Regions from separate parts of the Homo sapiens genome. Here region 1 is linked to region 2. A link is a loop called in an ENCODE intact Hi-C map of the cell type or tissue named here. Cell type or tissue: PC-9. All regions are shown on one strand. Links, peaks and the distances in the headings refer to the core of each region. The heading gives the core; the rest is flanking DNA.

The links. Peaks named below come from ENCODE experiments on the same cell type or tissue, not always from the same donor. Only the 100,000 strongest peaks of a DNase experiment are listed, where the experiment ranks them.
Region 1: a loop joins it to region 2, with 10 times the contacts of the local background. A loop is called at or near these places in 2 of 110 quality-filtered maps.

The regions. Positions count from the first base shown.
Region 1 is chr7:16,315,389-16,323,819 of GRCh38, forward strand. All of the region lies in intron 3 of CRPPA (CDP-L-ribitol pyrophosphorylase A), which reads right to left. Among named protein-coding and RNA genes, the nearest start is that of CRPPA, 100 kb to the right of the region's middle. In PC-9, for the core only: no CTCF peak of the experiment used is centred there; DNase peaks (open chromatin) are centred at 3,363 and 3,813; H3K4me3 peaks cover 537 bases; H3K27ac peaks cover 1,849 bases.
Region 2 is chr7:16,411,805-16,420,205 of GRCh38, forward strand. The region is part of intron 1 of CRPPA (CDP-L-ribitol pyrophosphorylase A); the gene reads right to left. Among named protein-coding and RNA genes, the nearest start is that of CRPPA, 5.5 kb to the right of the region's middle. In PC-9, for the core only: no CTCF peak of the experiment used is centred there; a DNase peak (open chromatin) is centred at 5,257; H3K4me3 peaks cover 368 bases; H3K27ac peaks cover 2,785 bases.

The DNA.
Region 1 (8,431 bases), core at 65-8,064, 97 kb before region 2:
CTTCGTAAATTTTCCTTGATAGCTGGACATGATTACTGGGTAAAAGAAACCAAGGTAAATCGGACTTGTACTTTCACTTTCTCAGTTCTCTGCCTCTCCCCAGAGGATGACTAGAGTGGTATGGAGTTGAGTGGGAAAGGATGGAGTTGGGTAAGGACAATAGTTTAGGCCTTTATAAGACAATTTTTGAGGGTGGGCCTCCTCGTTAAGAGCAGAATGCTCTAGCATTTTTCAGAATGGTTGTTTCCCTTCCTCCATAGGAAGCACAATAAGATTTTTCTCCAGTACCCATTTTAAGAACCTGGTCAAGCTCCTGGAAGTAAAACTCATAAGACTGTGGGGGCTCCCCTTTGACTGGGTCCTCCTGAAGCTAACTCACACTTGTCTATACTGAGTCTCTAGCAATTCTTCAATTATAATGTAGGTTTTCCTACCCTGTCACTATTTCCCAAGGAGATTTCTGCTCTGGTAAATTGTGATTTTCTGTAGTCACCTGTCTGTCTCTCCAGTTTTGAGGACAGCAATTTGCCCTGTGTCCTCACCCCTCTGAAAGATATGAAAAGTTTATTTTTCAATTGTTCAATATTTTACTTGTTAGGAAGGAGTAACAACTCCTAAGCTCCCTACATGCCATGCAGGAAACCAGAAGTCCCCCATGCACTCTTTTTCAGGAAACTATAGTAGGACATGGTAATCTATAAAATTGAGAGAGATAAAATGAGAAAATGACACAGGATACAGATATTCTATACAGAAGAGGAACAAAGGGAGTTGCTAGGACAGTGGTGAAGAAAAACCTCAAGATGATAGCTGTGCAGGTGGCAGAATAAGAAGCCAGGTAGGAGGGGTTAAGAATGAACAAAATCTCTCTGGAAGGTCTCAGAAAAAATGAGTTATCTCTGGGAGACAGAAGAGGACAGGGCTGGCATGAAGACTTTATTTTTGTACCCTTTGCCATGTACACACTATTCTTTTATTACTTCTTGCCCAAAAAAGTTATATTGTCATGTTATGTAATGTTTAAATTATATGTCTTATGTAGTAAAACATGTTATATTCCTGAAAAACATGCTTATGAGTTATGGTTTTGTTCCTGAACATATATATGGTTTTGTTCCTGAACATATAGATTTAATCAGTCTCATGTTCTGGTGGTATTTAAGTTACAGATCATTTAAAATTTAAACAACTGGCCAGATGTGGTGTTTCATGCCTGTAATCTCAGTACTTTGAGAGGCCAAGGTGGGACCATCGCTTGAGGCCAGGAGTTCAAGACCAGCCTGGGCAACAAAGCGATTCTCTACAAAAAAGGTAAAATATTAGTCATGTGTTGGGGTGCGTTCCTGTAGTCCAAGCTACTCAGAAGGCTGAGCCAGGAGAATCACTTGAGCCCGGGAGTTCGAGGCTGCAGTGAACCACAATCACACCTCTGCATTCCAACCTGGGCAATGCAGAGTGAGACACCATCTCTAATAGAAAAATATTAAGTTATTTAAAAATCTAAACACCCGATTGTAAAAATAATACCTATGTATTATTGCTATATTATAAAATTTTAGATCTGGCTACCATCGTGATAAACACAGGGTATTCGTTTTCTTACATGCCAATCAGCTTAGTTTTTTCTAATAGTAATTTAAAGCAATGTATAAACTGTACATTACAACTCATAATATGTCCTTGAATAGGATTTGCTTCATAAAAGTGTACATGCATTCTCATGAATATGAGGCACCATTACCAATTGATTAAGAGCATGGACACAGAAGTCAAATAGACTTGGGTTCCAACCATGGTGTTGCCATGTAACAAGTTGTCAGACTCTGGACAAGCTATTCAATCTGCCTCTCAGCTTCTTCCACATTGGGGAATGGAAGATAAAAGTTATTATAAAAAAACAAACATAACAGCACATCTGATGTACCTGGTATAGTGTCTAGCTTATGACAAGTTCTTGATAAAATCTAAATAATCATTGGTTATAAATGTAAATTGTTAACCCTAAAAATTGAGGTTTAAATGTTACCAGATGCTAATCAGTAACATCTGATGGTTGTGTAGAGGCATTCTACTTTCTCTGCAGGGAGATTGAGGGTTGCTCTGACAATATGCATCATCTTCTCCTTCTGCTTTTTCTTATATCTAATGTCCATTTAGAAAAAGGGTAGATTCATTCATGTTGTTAAAAATAGTGGGATTTATTTCTTTTGTGGCTAAGTAACATTCCAGTGGGTGCACATGTGATCACATTCTATCTATTCATCAATGGACACAGGGTTTTTTCCATATCTCGACTACTGTGAACAATGCATCAATGATGTTTCAATGAATATGGGAGTGAGGTGCTTATTTCATTTCCTTGGGACACATCCAGAAGTGAAATTGCTAAATTATATGTGAGTTCTATTTTCAATTGTTTGAGGAACCTCTGCATTGCTTGCTTTAATGGCTATACCAATTTATATCCCCACCAACAGAGTATCAAAGTTCTCTTTTGTCCATACCCTCACCAACATTTGTTATTTCTCTAGTCTTTTTGATAATAATCATTCTAACAATTGTGAGATGACCCTTGTCTTCACTTGAACAACTGGTTTATGTAATCAACCTGGAAACTTGGCTTTACTTCTCTCATGGCTCCTCTGGAATTTTCATTGTCAACACAGTCTCTAACTGGAAGCTCCATCCGTCATCTCTCTTACTTTCTCCTAACCTAGCCCTTTTACCTCACTGAGGCATCCAACCCCGTGAAACCTCCAATTGCTCTTGGTTAGAAAACCTATTTTCTTAGACTACTCTTATCAACAAGGAGACTATGGTTAATGGCATGAATAATTTTATTAGTAGCACCCCAACTCTCTTGTCCATCCATTAGATCTTCTTTACAAACCCTAATCTCAAAATCACGTAATCTGTTTTACTATCTTAACTTTTAGCTTATGCTTTTATCAGTCACACATGCACATGGTTTAAAGACCCAAATATCTCTACAAGGTCAGTTATGAAAAAAAGTCCAACCCACTCCCTTCACTCCACTTTGTCCTCCCTGTAGGCAATCATTGTTCATATTTAACTATTCTTATATTTTTCTCCATATGTAACAATTTTTGCTGAGTAACAAATATGTACAAAAAAACCTCAGTGGCATGTAGCAATAAATTTTCACTTCTCACTCACACAGTTGTATCATGGCTGAGGTAACTCTGCTCCAAGCTACAGGGCTGTGAGAGCTCTGCTCCTTGGGTTTACTCTGCAGCTCAGACTGGAGGGGCAGCAACCAACCAGACCATGCCTTCCTTAAGGCAATAAAAGTAGCAAAAGAGGGCAAGTCCAACAGCACAAGCACACATTTGGCCCTCCACCTATATCAATCACATCTGGTAAAAATCTCACTTCCAAAGCAAGTCAGGCAAGCAAATCAAGGAGAAGGGAAACAAACTTAATTCACCAGGAGGCCACTGCAAGGGCACAAAAGTAGAATACTATTGCTGAGGACTGAAGAATTGAGACTAATAATTTACCTTTCATTCTGTATCTCTAAATTACATTCTTGTGATGCTGTCTCTCGACTTTTCCATCTTGGCTATCATCCACAGAAGACTTTTGTCCTTCTTCCCAACTTCATCTCAATATACCCTAACACTTCCCATTCCCCACCCTTTCAATATCATAATTTTGGTTAAATCAGTATTGAGTGTTTAAATCAGTGGCTATGTAAACACAACTCATAGCTGAGTCATATATTATTAAAATTTGTTTCCTATACAACTCTGTTGCCCTGGAATTATAGCTTATCTTTTGTTTTATGTGGTTTTCTGTATGCTTATGACTCATTCAATGCCAAACACTTAGCTATTCATTTAAATCTACTCTCAAGATGTTCAGACACAAGGTATTGCACCAATTTTATATTCCTGAAAAGGTCACCCTTGAAGTCCTCTGATCTTTTCCAACAGACTTGTTGTCTTCTCTGCCAGTCATTCAGCCATCATCCTAGGAACTCCCTACATCACCGTCTTGGAAAGAGTCTTCATCTCTCTCCCAACATGGATCCCCTAGCTTCTGTATCCCGTGCAGTCTGCTTCCTTGATCGACTCATTTTGCAACTCTGATTTTGGAGGGTTAGAACAAATTCTCCAATAGCTTTCTGTAGAGTGATTGGGTTAAGGTGTTTATGGGTACCTCTGAGGTTAGTATTTTTAGGTCTTTCTTCCTACACTGGACAGACTGCCCAAAGAAAATTCTTCTAGTCTCCAGTCTGGAAAAAAAAGCCAAGCCACGAAGATAGCAGCTGGCTGAGTGGGAGAAGCAGCCATGGGCTTTCCTATTCGGCAGTCAGTAGGCATATGGTTGTTAGTCACTGTTTCTGGCAACACACTCAGTCCTTCTACAGCATCCTATGTTCTCCCGGTATAGACAGAGAACTTCATCACCACCTGCCTCTGCTAGGGTGGTCATAGATTAGGAAAGGAGATTTAGAGATCAGACTGCTTAAACAGTTTTCAGCCAACCCTCCTTATTTTGTCCCCCTTCATTCCGTTCCAGAGGTACCTGGTGCTGCTAGGTCCTGGACTTTGAGAATTCTACAGCAAACAGTTTTAATTCCTAGCTTGCCCCAACTATTTGCTTGTAATTTGGCCTTCTCCAAGCTGCATCTGTTAGTACTAATTCACTTGTTTTCCAGCTATTCTTCATTTGTCATTGTCACCTCTCCTATTCTTTTGAGGATTTGTCATTTTTAATCCCTTTCTAGTAGCTTTAATGAGGTTTGAGTTATGAGCAAAATTAGGTAACTGCTCAGTTTGCTATCTCTACCCAGAAACAAGAGAGAAACAAGATAATGTGCATTCTAATTAGATAAATATTCCAAATTGTCTTCCATAAAAGTGGTTTCAATTTATGTTTGCATAAACAATGTATGAGAATATGGCAGGGTTATTAACATGAGGTAAATGAATATGACTCAGAGGGACTGGAAAACTTCTGAAAAAATAATGTATATATAATGCAATTATTTTTCTGAGAAGGGATTCTACAACTTTCAGAGGTTTTATAACAAAAAAAAGTTAGAAACCGTTGTTTTATGGTAACCACATAATGGTCCACGGCTACAGATAATCTGATTACCTATCCTTCCAGCCTTAACATCATTCACAGTATTATTTCTGCTAGGCAGCCTGGGAAGTTTGCCCAACCAAGAACAATATATACATTAGAGTAAAACTAAATCAAAGGTATGCATGCACAGGTTTCTCACTCTGCAGTTATAGCCCCATGCTCACAATGTTTCAAGTAGAAACAAAATAGACAATCTTACAACTAGGTAAACAATGAACACCTGCATCCGATTTATCACCTAAAACTCAAACTTAAGCATTTTGCATATATTTACATTGTTTGAATTATGCAATGTATTTTGGGATTTCATGAGAGACAGTTATCCAAGCAGCTTTGTTCTCATATCAGTCATTTTATGAGTAAATAAACAATTTCAGACTAAGTCCATATGAGGCTGATAATATAGCTACAACCATCACTCTTCCAGAAACAGTATGAATGATCTGGCTAAGGATAAGATTTCTTCTTTGAGTAAAATTATTTAAATGGGCAGAGACAATTATATTCACGAGAAGTTTTCAAATGCCTATCAGTGGGGAAAAAAATAAGCTTATCAGTTTATTCAAATTTTTCTAGCCCCACCTAACCAAAAATCCATTACAAACTTAGAGGCAACACCACCCATATCTATCAAACACTGCCTAGATAATTCTTTTTCAGAGTCCAAATAATTGGGGGAAAGAAGTAATACAGGAAACAATGTTATCAGTAACCCTATAACTGTCTTTTTAGACATTTCTACTGACCTTCATATCAAACTATTAAAAGCTAAGAATCTCCCTAAAATGCTTTACCCTATCATAACTTATTTGATAAACTCATCAAAAGTGAGACAACAAAAGAAGAAATTAAAATATTTCCCTAACACACGAATTATTAACCTTATATGACAACACTGAGTAGATATATCACATGTGACATATCTAACCCCAATGTAAATAACTTAGGGAAAAAAAATCAAAACTATCACCATTCAACCCCAAAGGAAAGGTGTGGTTTATATTCATACAAGGAGAACCATTACAATGCTGTTGGCCATAATCTCACTAACAGGTTATGAGAATCTGAAATAAGTCCAAGAAATATAGGGAAGGGAGGGCCCAGATCCAGAAATTGTTTTATTAGCAACAGGACTGGTGACATCATTACTCAAGTTGGATGATGTAGCAGAAAGAGTAGGTCTGTTGGTTAGTTGGAGGAACCAATTGGATTTAAGTTACCCATAGGACAACCACTAAAAGTATTCATAGGCAGTTAAAAATATATGCCCAGTATGTATTGGAGAAACATGAAAAAGAATAACTGGAAAACTGAGGAACGTCTATCCTTTTCCGAAGAAAATATTTATGGAAAATTTGCCAGGCAATATACTAAGTCCTGAGAAAGATGGTGAGGCTTAGGAAAAACCATACAAGCAAATGAAATAAAAGGCACTGTAAAAGAAAAAACAAAGTACTGCTGGCCAACAGAAGAAACTAAAAGAGACAAGAACATTCTACTCTGGAGCCAGAAAGATCCTAGCCCTGATGACACCTCAATTTTGGACTTTTAGCCTCCAAAATGCGAGATAATACATTCCTGATTTTAAGTCACTCAATTTTGAAATCTTTTTACAATAGCCCTAGGAAACTAATATATTACCCCTCAAAAATGAACACAAAATACCAAATCTAATATACGTAATATTGGCTTTGGAAGCTGGCACCAGGAGGCAAAGAAATAAAAGCGGAAGGGAAACCGTTGTTATGTAGTGGCACAACTTTGGAAGGGCCTGTGATGACTTAGAAGATAATTTAATCAATTTACTAACTTGGGCAAGATAGCTTTCAGAAAGAAGCCTGAAAGCATGAACTGGCATCTTTAAGGTGAATATGTTAAGGTACCACACAAATGAGAAGGCCTAAGAACTGGCCAGTTTGTAAACAAATTTGAAAGGAATTTGAGCCCAGAATATGACAGCCTAGAAAAACAGAACTCTAATCTCCCATTTTCGCCAAAAACAATTCTCAAAATAAGAAAATCCTGAGGGTGTAGATGAAATCCAGGGCTCTGGAGGCCAATTCCAGGAAGCAGAGAACTGGGACTTAACTAAGGAATAATCACTATTTTTAGGGTAAGGAAACCTGACAACATTTGTTGAGCAGGATTTCAAAATTTCTACAGACCAGTGATTGGTATTTGCTTCCTATTCTTACCCCATTTGAGGGAGAGTATTCAATGTGATTATTCCATATAAGTTCCACAACCGTATATTGGGTATATAGTGAACAGTGTATCAGTCCGTTCTCATGCTGCTATGAAGAAATACCCGAGACTTGGGAATTTATAAGGAAAAGACGTTTAATTGACTCACAGTTCCACATCACTGGGGAGGCCTCAGGAAACTTACAATTATGGCAGAAGGTACCCCTTCACAGAGTGGCAGGAGAGAGAATGAGAGCAAGCTGGGGAAATGCCAGATGCTCATAAAACCATCATATCTCATGAGACTCACTCACTATCATGAGAACAGCATGGGGGAACCGACCCTATGATCTAATTACTTCCACCTGGTACCGGCCTTGATACATGGAGATTATGGAGATTACAACTCAAGATGAGATTTTTGGGTGGGGACATAGCCAAACCATACGAAATAGAAAACTTCATTTTTAATTCACAAGTCTCCAGATAAAGAGATGCTGAGCATGATGGTGTGACTAGATGAGAATTTAAGGGGTCCTGGGATATTATGCAGCATATTTAATGTCAAAGGGATATGACCTAACTCTATACACTTGCCCTTATCTATAACCTTTGCCAGGTAACTTTACATTTTTCCCTACTAAGGGGTAAAATAAATTTCCCCACCCCTTGATTTTAGGTTTGGTCATATGATTGTCAATAGAATGAGGAAGAAGTGACAGTATACCAGTTGCAAATCTAGGCTCTAAGAGGCCTTGTATGTTTCTATTCTTGTACCTCTGCTATCTCCATGAGAAGAACATGGTTGGATAATCTGCTGGTCAAAGAAGGATGAAAACAAACTAAAGCAGAGCCATCCTGCCAAGTCCGTTTATTGCCAAGTCCACTCCAAATCAGAGAACCTCAGCTAATCCACAGAGGCATGAACATAATTTGTCAGTAAGCCACTATCTTTTTGTATATTTTATTACATACCTTTTGTGTAACAAGAGCAAACTGATATAATTGCTTAAGAAGATGTTTAAGATTAGCCAAAAATGAGAAAGCATAATGAACAATCCATAGTAAATTAATGCAATCAACAAAAGTAAAAAACTACAGATACAGGAAATAGAAATCAATCTCAAAC
Region 2 (8,401 bases), core at 388-8,387:
ACTAAATAAGTAGTATTTTTAAAGGAAAGATTACAACTTGTCCTCTAAACTATTCACCTGTCACTTTTCATAGTATATTCTACCAGAAAAAAATGGTTAAACTTTTAAGGAAATCAGTTTGCTACTTTTTAAAGAAAATTTACATTGACTTAAATGTTAAAATATGATGAAGAATTAAGAGGCAGATAGGATAACATTTGACATAAAGTAGTCATTCAAGTATCTATTCAATGAATTAACTCCCAATTTTACTAGATTGCCTTAAAATAACTCAAATTCTCCATTCCATCAGACAGAAAACAGCCAGAGTAGATGTAAATAATTACAAACAGACACTTATGGCCTTACACTATTTCAAACAATTGTATGAGACTCTAAACAGAAAATGGCATTTTAAACCAGTATTTCTCAAACTGCCAATTTCGGGTCCCATTAGAGTGTCATAAAATCAGTTTATAGTAAGTTTTAAAGCAACTTTGTTGGGTAAATGAAATGGAAATAGAACAGAAAAATTAAAATGCGTAGCACAGAGATAGGTTGTTTGCATGAATTTTCTTTCAAATGTGCGTGAGTATATAAGTAAATATGCATTTGTCACTGAGCCATGAGGCAAAAACGTAATTCTTGTAACAGGTCAAAAAAAAGTTTGGAAAACACTATTTTAGAACGCTCTTCAGAGACAATAGGCTTATAAAGCTATTTTGGTCAGCAACCAAGCATACACCCAGTACTTGCAAGTCTTTATAAGTACTGTTTGTATTTCTAAGGATTTATTCACATTCTTTTCTAGTTATAGAACTAAAAGTCTTTTATAGTATTAAAATTTAATAATGTAAAATCATGGGACTTAAAAAGACCTTAAGTACCTCACACAGTGTCTACCGATCAAATATTTGCTGAATAAAGAGATCTAGCTTACCTCTTAACTGAGGACAAGTCCACACCAAACCCTCAGCAGCCTAATTCTGTCAAGTTCTCCTGAATATTTCCTTTCTAGCACATTCCATAGGCAAATAGGAACCTAGCCTTAAGCTCTATTACACCTACAGACATTGAGGAAGAAATATAATAACTCAAAAGTTATTTTCTCCTGGAATAACAAATATTGCTTACAGGAATACTCGGCCCAGACAGTTTTAACAGATCTATTGGGAACAGAACATTTTAACAAATGCTTTATGAAACAGATGGGAAAGATCAGGCCCTGTTAACACCTCTGAAAGCCCTCTCATCTAGTCTGCAGAGTTTGGCTGCAAGGGGACAGTGGCAGCTGCTGCTCATTTCCATGGCAGCCTTCACGGAAACTTGGCCTCTGGATTGTACTATGGACATAATTCATAGATTTCTATTTCTCCATACTGACCCTGACGTTTTAGCAGCAAAATATTGAACTGGCATGATGGGGCTGAATCTTGGATTACCTTTGCAATGTGAAGCCTTCCTACTATGGCCCATGAAGGCTCCCGGTTGTCAGGCCTCAGCCTACCTGCCTTAGACTTACCACTTATTTTGAAGGTGTTCCATGCGGTCCTTTGGAAATGTAACACTGACCTCTAATCATCTGACCTGTACAAAATACAAGTCCCATGACTCAGACTTGACCCTTTTATTAAGGAAGCCTTGAGACAAAATTTTAAGTCAAATTCATCTAACCACACAACTAAAAGCTTTCCTTTCTCATTCTGAATCTCTAATACAGTTAATCACTAAGAGCTATCAACACTAGCTACTAAATATTTCTCCTGTCTTCTCTACTCCATTCCTGTTATCTCAGCCTAATTCAAGTGATCAACCTTGTTCATCTGGACTAACATTTATATCTTTACTTGTGTATCTTGTTCAACAGAATTTGCTGTGGTTTTCCAAAATCTAGGACAGCATATGTAAAAGTACACAAGAAAACAAATCGAATAAATGGACAAAAGTTTTTTTAAAAAACAAAGTTAATATACTGAAACACAGACTATGGAGTCTTAAACAATAATGAAATATAGACTTTCATTGATTTCCAAGCCCAATCTCAATCTGAAGATTTAGTTTCCATAATATAAACACATACAGATCTACAAAAGTGATTTTTCTCCCCAAATTTACCTGGAGTTGTCTGACTCAAGGAGACTAATTCACTCTAGCCAAACTGAAAATATTCTGAAACATGAATCAGTGCCAATAGATTAACATACAATGATACACACAACTATCATAAGGTCTAGAATACTTTTTAATCAGTGGAACAGCACATTTTCCTGTAGAAGATTTATAGGGGAGGCCGAGTTATAACAAACTTTGACAAGCATGAAACCATCTAAAGGAAAGTTATCTTAAGCATTGTCCTCCACCTAAGAGAGCTCAAAAACCTCATGAACTATGAGGAAAGCCCTGCCAGACCTTGTTCAAATCCACTGTCAGGAATTCCCAACCCCTACCCAACTCATCACCAAGTCTGAATAAGCATGGCCGAAGTTTGCCTTTCTTAATCCCTTTTGCTGTAGTTGTCATCTTAGTCTATTTTTCAGCTATTCCAGGTTGACCACCCCCCTACCCCAACACACACACACACACACACACACACACACACACACACACACACACACACACCCCATGACACTTTCCTTGTATATTTAAACCAGAAATTAGATTACTGGCAGGAATTTTTGCCTCCTACAACAGATCCAGGGAATACATTTTTTAAAACAGTAAAATCTAGATACATCAATTGATAAATTGTGAGTGAATGTTATGGTTTAATTGTCAGCTTTATGCCCCTGCCAATAACACCATTGTCATCTGATTTCTTGGAGCAACATTTCCTTATAGAAACTCAGGTCACAAAGCGATAGTTATCTAAGTGATTAGTACCCCTAATCTCAGTTTCTTGTTAGTAAAAGGCGAAAACTAAGATTCCCTTTAGTTTATAACCTGGGGTTCAACAATTATATTTCAGTTTGGTTAAAAAGCCAAAACAACTTTTGAAATCCTAGGAACATTTTTAATCAACTTCTGAAAGGGTCTAGTTCCCAGCATAAAGTAGAAATGAGTTGTTATATGTGATCCTTCCTAGTAATAGCCATATGCACAATTCTGGACTACCATTCTTTAAGATTGGAGTATATTAACCTATACACACATTCATGTATACTAATACATATGTCTATACATGTACATGATGTTTAATCATAATATACAAATATATCCACAAACAACATAATCTTGATATGTTAAATACTTAGCTTGTAAATCTCCATTTTCTCAGAGCCTTTAGCCAACATGCCTCAGATACTGGTGGGTTCAGAGGTACTTTTGAATCTCATTTAATCTGATAAGTAGTTTTCTAAGCAGTTTCAATGGCGCAAAGTAGAACTTGGCTAAACTAAAACTGTTCTGATTTTGACAAAAGGAAAATGGACAAGCAATCTGAAGTTCCAGTCAATTCACAAAATGGATTTTCTTTCAATGTCTCCTCCAACTCCTTGATTTTAGAAGAATAGCTACTTTAATATATGGCATGTCTGAAAAGCAGAAAACTTCCTTGAGTCATCTATCTCAGGCACTAAGGATCTCACTGTATCAAAATGTAGTCTCTCTTAATTTCCCCACTGCCATAGAGTACCGAACTCAAGTCATTAGCTGTGCTAATTCTCAGCCAGAGAATAAGCCTCAGTATCTGTTAAAGATCTGGGAATTTTACTCTTCCTTTTGAAGGATTCAATCAGGTGTCCCCTTTTCATTGTTCTACCCCACCTCCAGAGATACCCTGTGCCTCTGATGTCTATACTTTTTCAAGGTCGTATAACTTTAATCATCTTACTTCCTGAGAAGTAAGTTCTACCTGAACTGAAGTTCTACCTGAAGGCTTATGTTTTAGCTTTCCTGGGTTCATTAAATCTGATTAGGTTACCACGCGCCTAGCTCTTGAGTTTATTAGTACTTATCTGCTGCACTTCCTCTCATTCTCCCTTCTGTAGCCATACATTTTTAGCTCCTTTAGATGGGTCAAGGAAGTAGTGGAAACAAATGTATGTGTAAGTGGCAGTCTTTAACTAGAGGCAAGACTAGCCATGTTTCCTTACATTTCCCTATCCCAATTTAGGAATTTGGGGCCAAAGTTCAGAAGTTTCTACCTTCTCTTTTGCAGTCCCCAATTAGTTCAAAATTCCAAAAGACAAATCAACCCATAAGAGTTATTTTCAATGGTAGTTTGAATTTCTTAGGTGAGATATTAAAAAATTACAACTTCTCAACCCTCTATTAGTGAGATAGCAAAAGTTTGGGCAAAGAATATCCTTACTTATGAGGGGCAAATAAAATGAATTTTGAAGTCAAATTCAGGGCATCAATTTCAAACTATACTATAAGGCTACAGTAACCCAAACAGCACAGTATTGGTACACAATAGACACAGACCAATGGAACAGAACAGAGAACCCAGAAATAAAGTTGCCAAAAATAAGCAATTTTTGGGAAAAGGACTCCCTATTCCATAAATGTTGGTAGGATAGCTGGCTAGCCATATCCAGAGGAATAAAACTGGACCCCTACCTCTCACCATACACAAAAATTAACTCAAGATAGATTAAAGATTTAAATGGAAGACCTCCAACTATAAGAATCGTAGAAGAAAACCTAGTAAACACCATTCTGGGCATCAGCCTTGGGAAAGAATTTCTGACTAAGTCCTCAAAAGCAATTCCAACAAAAACAAAAATTGACAACTGAGAGAAAATTAAACTAAACAGCTTCTGCACAGCAGCCAGGTGTGGTCACTCACACTTGTAATGCCAGCACTCTGGGAGGCCGACGCAGGTGGATCACCTGAGCGCAGGAGCTCAAGACCAGCCTGCCCAACATGGCAAAACCCCATTTCTACAAACAAATACAAAAAAAAAAATTATCTGGGCATGGTGGCACGTGACTGTAGTCCCAGCTACTTGAGGGCCTGAAGTGGGAGGATCGCTTGAGCCCAGGAGGTTGAGGCTGCAGTGAGCTGAAATCCTGCCACTGCACTCCAGCCTGGGTAGCACAGTGAGACCCTATCTCCAAAAAAACAATAGAGCTTCTGCACAGCAATTGAAACTATCAGAGTAAACAGTTTTTGCACTCTCAAGCAAAGGCCTAATATCCAGAATCTATAAGGAACTGTAAACAACTGAACCAGCAAAAAACAAATACCCACATTAAAAATGCACAAATGACATGAACAAACACTTCTCAAAAGACAACATCCAAGTATCCAACAAACAAACGTTCCACATCACTAGTCAGAAATGCAAATCAAAACCACAATCAGATACCATCTCACACCAGTCATGATGACTATTATGAAAAAGCCAAAAAAAAACAGATGCTAGCAAGGCTGCAGAGAAAAGGGGAACACTTATACACTGTTACTGGGAAAGTCAATTAGTTCAATCACTGTGGAAAGAAGTTTGGAGATTTCTCAAAGAACTTAAAACAGAACTACCATTCAACCCAGCAATCTCATTAGTGGGTATATATCCAAAAGAAAACAAATGCTTCTACCAAAAAGATGCATGCACCATGTTCATCACAGTGCTATTCACAATAGCAAACACAGGGAATCAACCTAGGTGCCCATCAATGGTGGATTGGATAAAGAAAATATGGTACGTATACACTATGGAATACTATGTAGCCATAAAAAGAACAAAATCAAGTCCTTTGCAGCAACATGATTGCAGCTGGAGGCCATTATTCTAAGCAAATTAACAGAGGAACAGAAAACCAATTACCACAAGTTCTCCTAAGACGGAGCTAAACAATGGGTACTCATGGACATAAAGATGTCAACAACAGACACTGGGGATCACTAGAGGGAGGAGGGAGGGGGCAAAGGTTGAAAAACTATTCAGTACTACACTCATTACATGGGTGATGGGATCAATCATACCCTAAACTTCAGCATCACACAATATACCCAGGTAACAAATCTACACACACATTCCCTCTGAATCTAAAATAGAAGTTGAAGTTATAAAAAAAAAAATCAAATTTGGGGTATCACATACAGCCCTTGAAAAACAAGAAATGACATTCTCTTAGAATAACCTAAATGATTGACAGTGGTGACACCCATTATTTTTCTTATTTGGGACAATGAGAACTGTGCTTTCTCTTTAATAAGCAAAAAGCATGCGTAATTTCTCAACAGAGCAAAAAAGTAGTCTTATAAGGCATTTTATACTTCCATGTCCTTTTCCTTATTTGAATTTGTATAAATTATCTTTTTTAATGAAGTGACTTAAGACTTTTGGCCCCATACCCTAAGAAAACTATCAACAGTCTGTAGGGCTGATCTTTTACAGAAGGAAGTAAGGGCTTTCACTTGGCAAATGGCCAAGCAGCACCCACACACTGCTATAAAGCAAGCTTTCTAAGGACTTCCTAGGATATACCCAAAATATAATCATGTTCCATAAGCTCTTCAGACATAATAGTGATAAAAATGAGCCATGAAGTATTTCAGAATGAAAATTTTGATGAGTTACTATTGCTATTAGGATTTTCTGACTGCTGTTATCAGTTAAGTAAAAGTAGAAGACAAACGTTTTATTTTCCATAAACAAGGCCTTTCCAAACATTATTTTCCTTTAAAAGTGAGTGTATTAGTCTGTTTTCACACTGCTATAAAGAACTGCCCAAGATTAAGTAATTTATAAAGGAAAGAGGTTTAATTGACTCACAGTTCAGCATGGCTGGGGAGGCCTCAGGAAACTTACAAGCATGGTGGAAGGTGAAGGGAAAGGAAGGTGCCTTCTTCACAAGGCAGCAGGAAGGAGAATGAACACAGGAGGAACTACGAAACACTAACAAAACTACCAGATCTCATGAGAACTCACTATCAAGAGACCAGCATGGGGGAAACAATCCCCATGATTCAATTACCTCCACCTGATCTCTGTCCCATGATTCAATTACTTCCACCTGATCTCTCCTTTAACATGCGGGGTTATGGGGATTAAAATTCAAGATGAGATTTTTGGGTGGAGACACAGCCAAACCATATCAGTGAGATTTTTAGTGTCCGCCTATCTTAGACTGCCTCAGAAGATGCAAAAAATTAAAGTTAATGCAAAAGTTTTCTCCATGGGAGAAAAGTTTAGTGTAAAAGTGACTATAATCCCCATAGCTAATTACCACGCAGATAAAGATCCTGCTGGCCAAGACCCATTGTGTCCCACAGAAATGCCTTCATATATGAGCTATGTTGTCACAATGTTCATGGCACTGGAATATTATAGGTAAGTGGTTCATGAAATGGTTTCAGGGACCCCTCTCCCCACTACCCAGAGAAATGGAATAAAGTTAGCAACTGGAATCATTTCAAATTTTGAGTTTCAGATGTAATCATTGGGCAGATTACCTAAATCAGTGATTATGGCTTTTTACACTTCCATTTTCCAAACTCCAATATTCAGAAAGTAAAATAGTCATATGAGAACCTGAAACTGCCTTTGTGAAAATTATAACTGAGGAAATTAGGACAGTGAAAGATCAGTCCTAACTAACTCCATCTTGCTTCTAACCATTAAGCTCATTCCTTGGCATAGGCCGAACTAACCTTGGGAAGGAATTTAGTTTATGGTTTGACTCTGGAACAAAATTGATAATAGCCCTTTCCCAAAAAGACCCCTTTCTTGCCTGGGGACCAGTCTGCCTTCACAGGACTAACAAATTAGCTACAAGATTAGAAATTACAGTTTAGGGGTCATGCATCCTCTGGCTGCAAGAGTCTGAACCTCTCCAAATTGCTCCTGGGGATAACATCACTATTGTAAAACCTAAGATCAGTGCTTGAGATATTTTATAGACCCTTCACTCCATGAATCAGCTGACACCACCCAACCCAGTAATCTGTCTCAACCAGTTCTGCGATCCCACCCAGAAACAGAAGACACCAAGAAAACCTCACATAGACCCCCTATGATTCCATCTCCAAACTCATCAATTCGCACTCCCCACTTCCCGAGCCTCTACCCGCCAAATTATCTTTTAAAACTCCGATCCCGAAATGCTCGATTTGAGTAATAATTTTTGAGTAATAATTTTTTGAGTAATAATTTGATATGAGACTGATTTGAGTAATAATAAAACTCCAATCTCCCGCACAGCCGACTCTGCGTGAATTACTCTTTCTCCATTGCAATTCCCCTGTCTTGATAAATCCGCTCTGTTTAGGCAGGGGCAAGGTGAACCCGTGGGGCGGTTACAAAACAACTTGAACCTTTTGGCTTTTGAAGCATGTGTGAGGGTTTGCGTGGGGCTCCTTTCTGGGGAACGTGCCACTTCCCTTGGACTAGAACCTCACTAGCTTGGTTTTCAAAACCTCCTGCAAAGGCAATGTATGCTAAAGGATGACATCTATCTGGAAATGCAAACGGTT